Regions from separate parts of the Homo sapiens genome. Here region 1 is linked to region 2. A link is a contact called in ENCODE Hi-C data. All regions are on one chromosome and are shown on one strand. Each heading gives the region's core, a stretch centred on a gene start or an enhancer-like site at or near the end of the contact. The rest is flanking DNA. Distances are from core to core; before and after follow the strand shown.

Evidence for each region. A loop is a pair of places that touch in the nucleus more often than their neighbours do. Pooled maps may share reads with other maps.
Region 1: a map with no recorded cell type shows a loop between it and region 2 (2.6-fold over the local background). The contact joins two enhancer-like sites. A Hi-C loop is called at or near these places in 1 of 168 maps with a recorded cell type or tissue (endothelial cell of umbilical vein), 3 of 37 single-sample maps with no recorded cell type and 6 of 50 pooled maps.

What each region holds. Positions count from the first base shown.
Region 1 is chr6:46,787,634-46,791,876 of GRCh38, forward strand. No RefSeq gene overlaps it. Among named protein-coding and RNA genes, the nearest start is that of MEP1A, 3.6 kb to the right of the region's middle. Within about 2 kb of position 2,363, at least 2 of the 41 ENCODE cell types and tissues checked have a DNase peak (open chromatin) inside an H3K27ac peak, as active enhancers do.
Region 2 is chr6:46,043,852-46,048,218 of GRCh38, forward strand. It overlaps a transcript of CLIC5 not described here. Among named protein-coding and RNA genes, the nearest start is that of CLIC5, 30 kb to the left of the region's middle. Within about 2 kb of position 1,585, at least 5 of the 41 ENCODE cell types and tissues checked have a DNase peak (open chromatin) inside an H3K27ac peak, as active enhancers do.

The DNA of each region.
Region 1 (4,243 bases), core at 1,113-3,612, 740 kb after region 2:
TCTGAGAATTTCCAAAAATGCCCCCAATAGGCCTCCTATCACCTTCCCCTTGTTACTTCAACTGACATTCCTGTTAAAGTGGCAGATAATGCAATTGGCCCTAAACAGAGCTGTTGTCCACTTGCATAAAAGAATCAGCTGCACCAAAAACAATTTTGCCATTTTCAAAGGGAAATGGGATTACAGATACTATTTATTTTCTTAAATGGCTAAACCTCCTGTTGTCTGGATCAAGTTCCATGTGTAACTTACTATCATCTTGCTTCCATTAAAAGACCTCAAAACTGAATGACTTTTCTAGGACAAACAAAAAATCCCCAAACCAAGCCCTACCCATTCTTTCTCCAATACCACCCCTATCTGAAGAATTGTATCTGTCTGTGGCTGCCTCACACCCAGCCTGCAGCCATGGCACTATTTTCTATGACTAACATTGTCTCCCTTCTTAAAATACTTTAGGATCCAAGAATCCTCAGATGCCCTGGAAGGTCTTCACAGCTAACGATCAAGTGTCCCTTTTGCAATTTAAGCCTGTTTCCTTGTACCCTTATTTCAGAAGCAGTAGAAAAACTTCTTCATAGGAATCACATTTCCTTTCAGAGAAAAGTCCAGCTCAATTGTGTCTTCCCTTCACTCAACAATTTCCATGTGTTAAGTATTCTCTCCCAGATGTCACAGTCCAACTAGGCCGCGTGAGCAGCGATAATCCCTCTAATTAGCAGAGGTTGGAGACTTTTCCTGAAATCAGGGGACAATCTTGTAGCTCATAGCTGAGTTGGCTTCAGTTTAAATACTTTATGAGGGTTCGATAAGTAGAAAGAGAATTGGGAAAACATAAAGTAAGCTGCTTGTCTGATTCTTCCTTGTGTCATAAGAGAAAGATAACAATGTGTTCTTTGGGTTCTATAAAAGAGAAAAGGCTGGAACCAAATCCATTGAATGCCCACCTGGCCCTAAAGAGTGGCTTATTAGGGTCCTCAGTGCCCAGCTGAGTAAGAAGTACCCCTTGCCTCACCAATTGGGATTGGTGTCTGTACACACTCCAAAACACAGTTGCCTGCCCAGGTCAGCAGGTCTCACATTTTCCATATAGAAATAACCCCCAAGCTTGTTAAAAATGCAGGTCCTCAAACCACACTGCAGAGGGGCTGTTTCCTGGAGGCCTTCTGAAATGGACTTCTGTGTTGATGATCTCTCGAATTCTTAACATCTGATGTATTCCCTATTAGGAAACTGAAGGTTCTATGATCTTTTGATTTTCTTATACAAAGGGAATCAGAGGAAAGCTATTCGATAACCACAGTGAGAGTGGAAGCATCTGACTGATGCAAATTCCACAGTGTCCTGTTCATCAAAGTGTGTTCCACAGACTACCTGCATCAGAGTCACAAGGGTGCTTATTAAAAATGCAGATCTCTGGAACTCACCATTTGACGTGAGTCAGGATTTCCAAATTCCAAGCCAAGAAATTTGTACCTCAACAAACCATCCAGAGGATTTTGAAGGAATCTATAGCTTGGGAACTGTTTCCCTCAGGGTTAATTCTTCTTAGTAAACTGTTAGAGATGGAACCCTGTGAAACCAGGGGTCTGCATGCTACAGCATAATGGTGGAGGCCTCACTCCTGGGCTGTCAAAGGCCAGACATAGGTGTAAAGAACTGCCTCTCAGGTGGAATTTAGGAGCATTGTTCAGGATCTGCATGACCTTGAGAAGGTTCCTTAATTTTTCTTCATCTCAGTTTCTTAATATATAAAATGGAGATAATAATAGTTGCTTCTTCGTAGGATTGTTGTGAGGATTGAATGGATAATTACCCTTAGATACTTGGAATACTGCCTGGCCCACAGTAAGTACTATGTACATGTTGGTTGCTGCTACTGCTTCTGTTATAATTATTATCACCGTCTCAATTTCCACCACCTTGAGGGTTATTCTCTAAAACCCAGGGGTCAGCAAACTATGACCCTTTGCTTTGTTTTTGTGAATAAAGTTTTATTGGAACACAGCCATGTTCACACCTTTACATTATTGTCTACAGCTACTTTATGCTACATACAACAGGAGAGTTACATAGCTACAACAGGGCTCATATGGCCCACAATGCTTGACATATATCTCTTTGCCCTTTACAGACAGTTTGCCGACTCTTGCTCTATACACCTTTGGGCCCCTGTTAATATGTTGATTGCCCTGGGAGGAACAAGGACTGTTGTGTTTCAGGTTAGCTGACAGCTGGTTGAAGGCAGAACTCTGTGAGTGAAGCAGAAGGAATCAGCATCTTGCAATAGAGTAGAAAGAGGGCAGAGAACATCCTTGAGAAGGGTTTGGGGTGAGAGGACTTTGCAAGTCTCTTAGCCCAACTCCTTGCCTGAGCTTTTATGAAGCTGGAGAGTGTGTGGAAATAGCTGGGGGCGGGTTTTTCCATTTTCTACCTGTCAATGGCTTTCTTCCTCTAAGCTTCAGACCACTTTCTCAACTGGTCAGTTTATGAAATGCCCTTCCTGAGATCAAAGCAAGTCACCCCATCCGATACCTTCAGAGAAATTTCTATTTACTTTTTTCAGTTAAAATGAGAACTAATTACCTACTATGTTTCCAAACACTGGGGCAAATACAGGAAATAAAGCATGGACCTTGACCACAGAGTGCATAATCTTCTTTAAACTGAAAAGCCATAAACCCTTCAAATGAAGGACTTAAGGCCCCAGCCTTACTCATTTGATACCCTGACACAATGAAGAAGTGACTAGGATTGCAAATAGCTGGTAACTAATTAACATCTGCCATTAAGATTGTGACAATAAAATAATTGGGGGCAAGTTGTGTCTGCTGAAGACCTATGTTCTCATCACTGGAGATTCTACTGAGCAAGGAGTGGGCTGAGCTGTGTTTTTAGTGCCCATGTTTTGCTAGGAGGCAGTTGCTAACTAGCAGGTAGAAGGAGCAGTTTATTGAGTGCTTCCTATGTTTCTAGTAGCTGTGGTTTACATATGTTATCTCATTGAATCTTTACATTGGCCCCATGAAGTAGGCACCACTATCCATTCTACACATAAAAAGCAGGTACTAAAATTACTGTAGCTAGTCAATGGTAGAGGTGGAGTTCCTGCTTATCTGATTCCAAAGCCATTGTTGTAGTATATCATTCAGATAAGTTTAAGAAGGCAGGGAAAGATAAAAACACATCTGGCTGGAAGCAAGAGAAGGTGGAGAGAATTAAACAGCCTCACTATTCCCTGTTTGAAATCCTGATACCTGAGATTTAGTAGAGAGGTGTACCAAAGCAACAGCACTGCCTTTTTCTTTAGAAAATAAAATAACAAACTCCTACTTCCTGGTTTCCAAGATTAACAAATATTCAGTTTTACCAAATATTCAGTTTTACCATAATTGCTTCAGAATTTGAGAAAAATTAAACAACACATTTAAGAAATAAAAGTCTCATATGTTTTCCACACTGATACTTAAAGCCAATTATTCTTACGATGTTGGCCAGTTTTAAAATTTGATTATTGCCCAATTTTTAAATGGTCTAGATTGTAGTTGCTCACTTAAGTCATTGCGGCTGTTGGGCAAATTTGGCTTTTTGTTTTGTTTTGTTTCGTTTAAAAAATAATATTAGTGGTTTGTAATGGTTAGAGACGGTGGAAGATGGCCTTTTATCACCTCACCATCAGTGGCTTAGGTAAAACAAAAATCAGCCATAGAACGCTTCTGCCCATCAGAAGCAGGCCCCCAGTTGACATGCCTCCTATTTTACAGCTCAAGAAGCTCTACTGTTCACCTTCTAAAAGTCTTTTGTGACAGGAAATGCTTTTTTGACAGCAGGACTAGCCCACCTGCCCAGTAGTAAGTCTGAGGTAGAGAGATGCAGGCTCTAGACCTTGAAGATTGCTCTAATGCCAAAGATTCTTATATCTGGTGCAGGCAAGAATAGGTGGGTGTGTGCATATATTTAGTATTGTGCTGGCGCAGATGGAGCCCACTGTGTACATCTCTTCCCAACACTGCATTCAGTGACATGGTGTTGGTAGCTTGAAATTGACCATGGCAATCAACAAACACTACAAATAAAGGCTTGGTTTTGTTTGTTTGCTTGTTTGTTTTTACTTTTTTTAAAAGAGCCGATTATTAAACATTTACCTGTGCATGGCTGAATATATTCCATAATTTATCTTTTCTTTTAGTATAAACACATTTTCCCCATTCTTTACCATAACAAAAAAACTTCAATGAATATG
Region 2 (4,367 bases), core at 335-2,834:
TGCAGAGGGCAGCAGAGTTTATCATTGCATTCTTAAAAGGAGGGACAGCCCACTCTTCAGTTCACAGATTCATCGGATGCCAGTCAGCCTGCTGTGTGCAATGTCCTCTGCTGTGTGTTGTGGGGTAGGCGAAGTTGGATAAGATGCATTGCCTGCTTCCATATGCTTGTGGGAGAAAAGAAACAACTACAATGCTGGGAGCAAAATAGTGCCTGGTATCTACCTGCGGAGCTGCCCAAATTCAAAAGCAGCCATTAGCACAGTAGTCACCCATGAGGGTCTCTGTGGTAGTCACCTGTGAATGCTTCAAAGGTTCTTTCCTTGGAAGATGCCATCTGTTGTGGCTTGAAGTTTTACAAAGGGTTCCTTGCTCCAGTTGAGGCTTTTTGACTAATAAAAAAGGAAAATACCTTGATAAAAATAACCACCTCAGATCATATTTATTCCCTGGAATGACTGCACTTGACAGGCTCTTTTCCGAGAGTAGTACCCAAAGAGGGTACATAAAGAGGGGAGAACAAGGAAGGGGAAAACAAGAAGTAGTGGAGGGAAATGGTGGCTTTGGAAAGAGATTTTACCTGTATCATCACTTGGTTTAAGACCAGGCCTGTCCAGAAATTTACATAAATTTGGAAATTTTGCACTGTGGATTTGAGTTATTTGCTTTCAGTATTGTTACAAACCTTCAGGGCAAAGGTAAAATGGAAATGGAGATTTGGTGATCTTTTGCTTCACATCTGGAGAGCAGACCCGCTTGACAGTGGCAGGAATGTAGGTTTCTTGGGGTGAGCCTGGATGAAAATGCTTCTGGGAACTTACTTCTCTAACTAAACAGTCATCTATTTTTCTTATATGATTTGGGGGCCATAGAGTGACTGAAGATGAAAAAGAATGCATATTCAGCTACTTGTAGGATTATAACACAATTAATGAAAGTTACAATCTAAACTATATCCTACTGAAGACAAAGAAAGTGAAAGAACAATAGCTCAAATTCAAAATGTATCTTGATCCATCACCTGACAATGAGAATCAAATTAATAACTCTCTCATAAATCATCAGAGGTTATGGGAGATTCATCTCCTGTGTTTGAGGCCTTCATTCTTGAGCACTCAGCTCCTCCAGAAGCGGCTGGCATCTAGCATGCTTGCCATAAATAAATCATTCTTAGCTTGCTGACCTGGAGCAGTGAGTGGGCCGTAGTCCCCCACCACACCCGCTCTCCTCTGAGAGTAAAATGCCCTGTTGCATTTTTAATACCACCCTAAGACTCTGTGTCAAGTTTCCACAAAGTTTGCCAGAGGAATTAGCTTCCTCTTTTTAATAGGCAGTTCCAAGAGGTCAGAAGATAAACAAGTTTGAAAACAATTACATTTTTTTTAAATCACTTGATCCAACATACCGCATCTTGCATTTTCAGAAAAGATTGGCTTCTATAATTTTACCACCTGGTACAACATATTGAAATGTACTTTATTTAACACAATAACCACCGAGTTATTATTATTTTTCTTGCTTCCTTTCCTTCCTTCCTTTTGCAATGTGGGAACTGCCTGCCCAGGGGAATATGACTCACCCTGGATTGACTCAGAGTATATATGACTTCATGAAACACCACAGAGTGAGGGCAGAGAGTCACTGGCCCATTCTCCATGATGCTGGTTGCCAAGAAACCATTGGCCTTCTAGGTAACAAGATGGTCTACCTGTCTTTTGGGGTTGTTCATGGAAGTTTACTTAGTGTCTGTGTATCTATGGCTCCCTGTTTGATCAAACAAGACACGTGAATAAGAAAGCAGTAAGCCAGAGAGGAACTTATTTAATCATTATTCAAAGTCAAAATAATTTTATCTTTAAACAACTATACCTACTTTTTAAATTTAGTAAATTATTACAAATTATAAATATTTTTTATTTTTTATATCTTATAAAGTTCCAATTATGCCATATTACTAATTGGTATTTACCAAAATACAGCTATCTTCCACATCTTATTCTCTTCTATGAAATAGTATTCATGCAATTTTGAACATGTTCCAGTCATTGGAAGCACTGGCTAAGGAACGCACATGAACATAAGCATTTGGTATTATTATTTTTCAAATACAAGTTTTGACAATCGCCTTACCTGTGTAAAGGCAGGTGCAATCACTTTGGGGCATGGGATTGGGGAGCTGGGGCTGAGGAGAGGGTGCCAGAATTACTCCATAGTTACCCAAACCATCTTCTCCAGTAGGACTTTGGTGAAACATTAGTTTGGATTGAAAGTACAGAAACAAAGTGGACTAGATTCCAGAGATGAAACTTGCCTTGCTTACCCCTGAGTAATGCTTCTTCTAACTGATGTGTAACTTTTCCTCTTGGGGTTTTAGTTCCCTCCACTATGTAATGAAGACAATCTCTAAGGTTCCTTTCTCCTCCTCTGATAGCTTCTGCTGCCATCTTATCTGCCTCACTTAAGGACCTTCCTAGTTACAGTAAAATCAACAGCAAAACAAGCTCATCAATTCCACCTCAATGGAAACAAAAGAAACGAAATGAAGTGTCAGTACCATTTCCCAAAACCAACCAGTGACTGTTGACTAACAGTGCAAAGAGAGTGGGAAATGGTCAAAAGTCTCTTTAACATCAGACCACCTGGTACTGCCTTTTCTGAGATTAGACATTTTACTTAGAAAAGCCTGTATGGTCAATTCAGTGTGGTCACTTAAGAGACCCCATCATTCATGTGAAACTTGCTTTTTACTTTCAGATGGGTGTATACCATGATGATTTTGATAAAGTCCACTTGAAACCATGTCCATTTCTGTTTAGAGTAGTTTTAGCACTCTTTCTATTAATAACAGTCATCTCCTTAAATAGAAGCCTGTGTCAGCGAAGTCTAACTACACAGGAGGTGTTTGTTCCTAACAGACATGCACAGGGGCCAGCGGAGATGACCAGTCCTCACTGCATGCCTGGAGGAAGTGTGGTGCCCAAGATGGCTCAACCATCATTGATTTGACAATTTAATAATCACGATGGTGGAAACAATCTGTGTCCATTTATCTGGTTAGTATAGGAAGAAGCTTGGAATACTCTGACCTAACGCAAGGATGATTTATTGTCATAATCATAAAACTCAAAGTCCAAGACCTCTCACTTTCACTGCTCCCTTCCCATGCCCAGAAAGGGACCTACCGTAGTGTTCACATGATTTATTTTTGCAAAATTTGCAAGCATAAGATATTTGAGCTGCAACTGGTTAAGACCAATGCCTCTTTTCATTACAGCTTTCCCTCTGTTATACTTCCACTAGCCTCAGATGGTATTAGAGTTGCCATGGGCATCTTGGGTACTTCACTAAGTGGGAAGTTAAATTAGGCATATATTTAGTTTGGGTTTAGTGAGATATATTTGTGTGGTCCTAAGTTATTTCCGGTAATAGTTACATTATTGTTAACCATCATGGTGAAGAGCTGGCCTTCAGTAATACTCTTGATGCCCATTGTGCTGACTTCACTCAGGTCATGACCCAAAGATGGTCATGTCACAATATAAATGTATCCTATGGCATCAGCACCAGAAATATGCAGGATATGAAGATTGAAATTTGAAAGATATAGAGCTAGAAGCTAGTCTGTGGGAAGTTCTCCCAGTTATCAGATATGTAAAATTGTAAACAGAGGATCTAGTTTTCACCAATGCCTAGTCAAAACAGAAATTCTCTCTTGTCAGGAATATACACAATAATGCAACATATACAATAACAAATGCACCATATATTTTTCAGTGGGAAGTACCCAAAGTAGACTTTTATGTATTTGCATACAAACCTGTAGTACTTCTATAAACAGTTGCAGTTTTACGTCCCAACTATTAATACTAAAAGTCAATGTTGATTGATCATCCTAGTGGAGGAATTGTGTTACCTGTCTTCTCTCCCACAAATCAGGATATTACAAAATCATTGGCAAATGAAGAGGCATTCAAAGTGTATGTTTCAAAAAAAACAGAAAAAACAGTATTACAGGTATATGTTATCCACATAATAAAATATTAATTTACCTTTTGGGATTTTTTGATATCTGTGGTATATAATAGTTTTCTAAAAGTCTGCAAATTTGTTTTAATTCCTTTTCATATTCTAAATAAATATTCACTTCCATATCTACTTTTTTTTTTTTTTTTAGACAAAGTCTCACTCTGTCCCCTAGGCTGGAGTGCAGTGGCGCAATTTTGGCTCACTGCAACCTCTACATCCCTGGTTCAAGCGATTCTCATGCCTCAGCCTCCTGAGTAGCTGAGATTACAGGTGCATGCCACCACGCCTGGTTAATTTTTGTATTTTTACTAGAGACAGGGTTTTGCCATATTGGCCAAGTTGG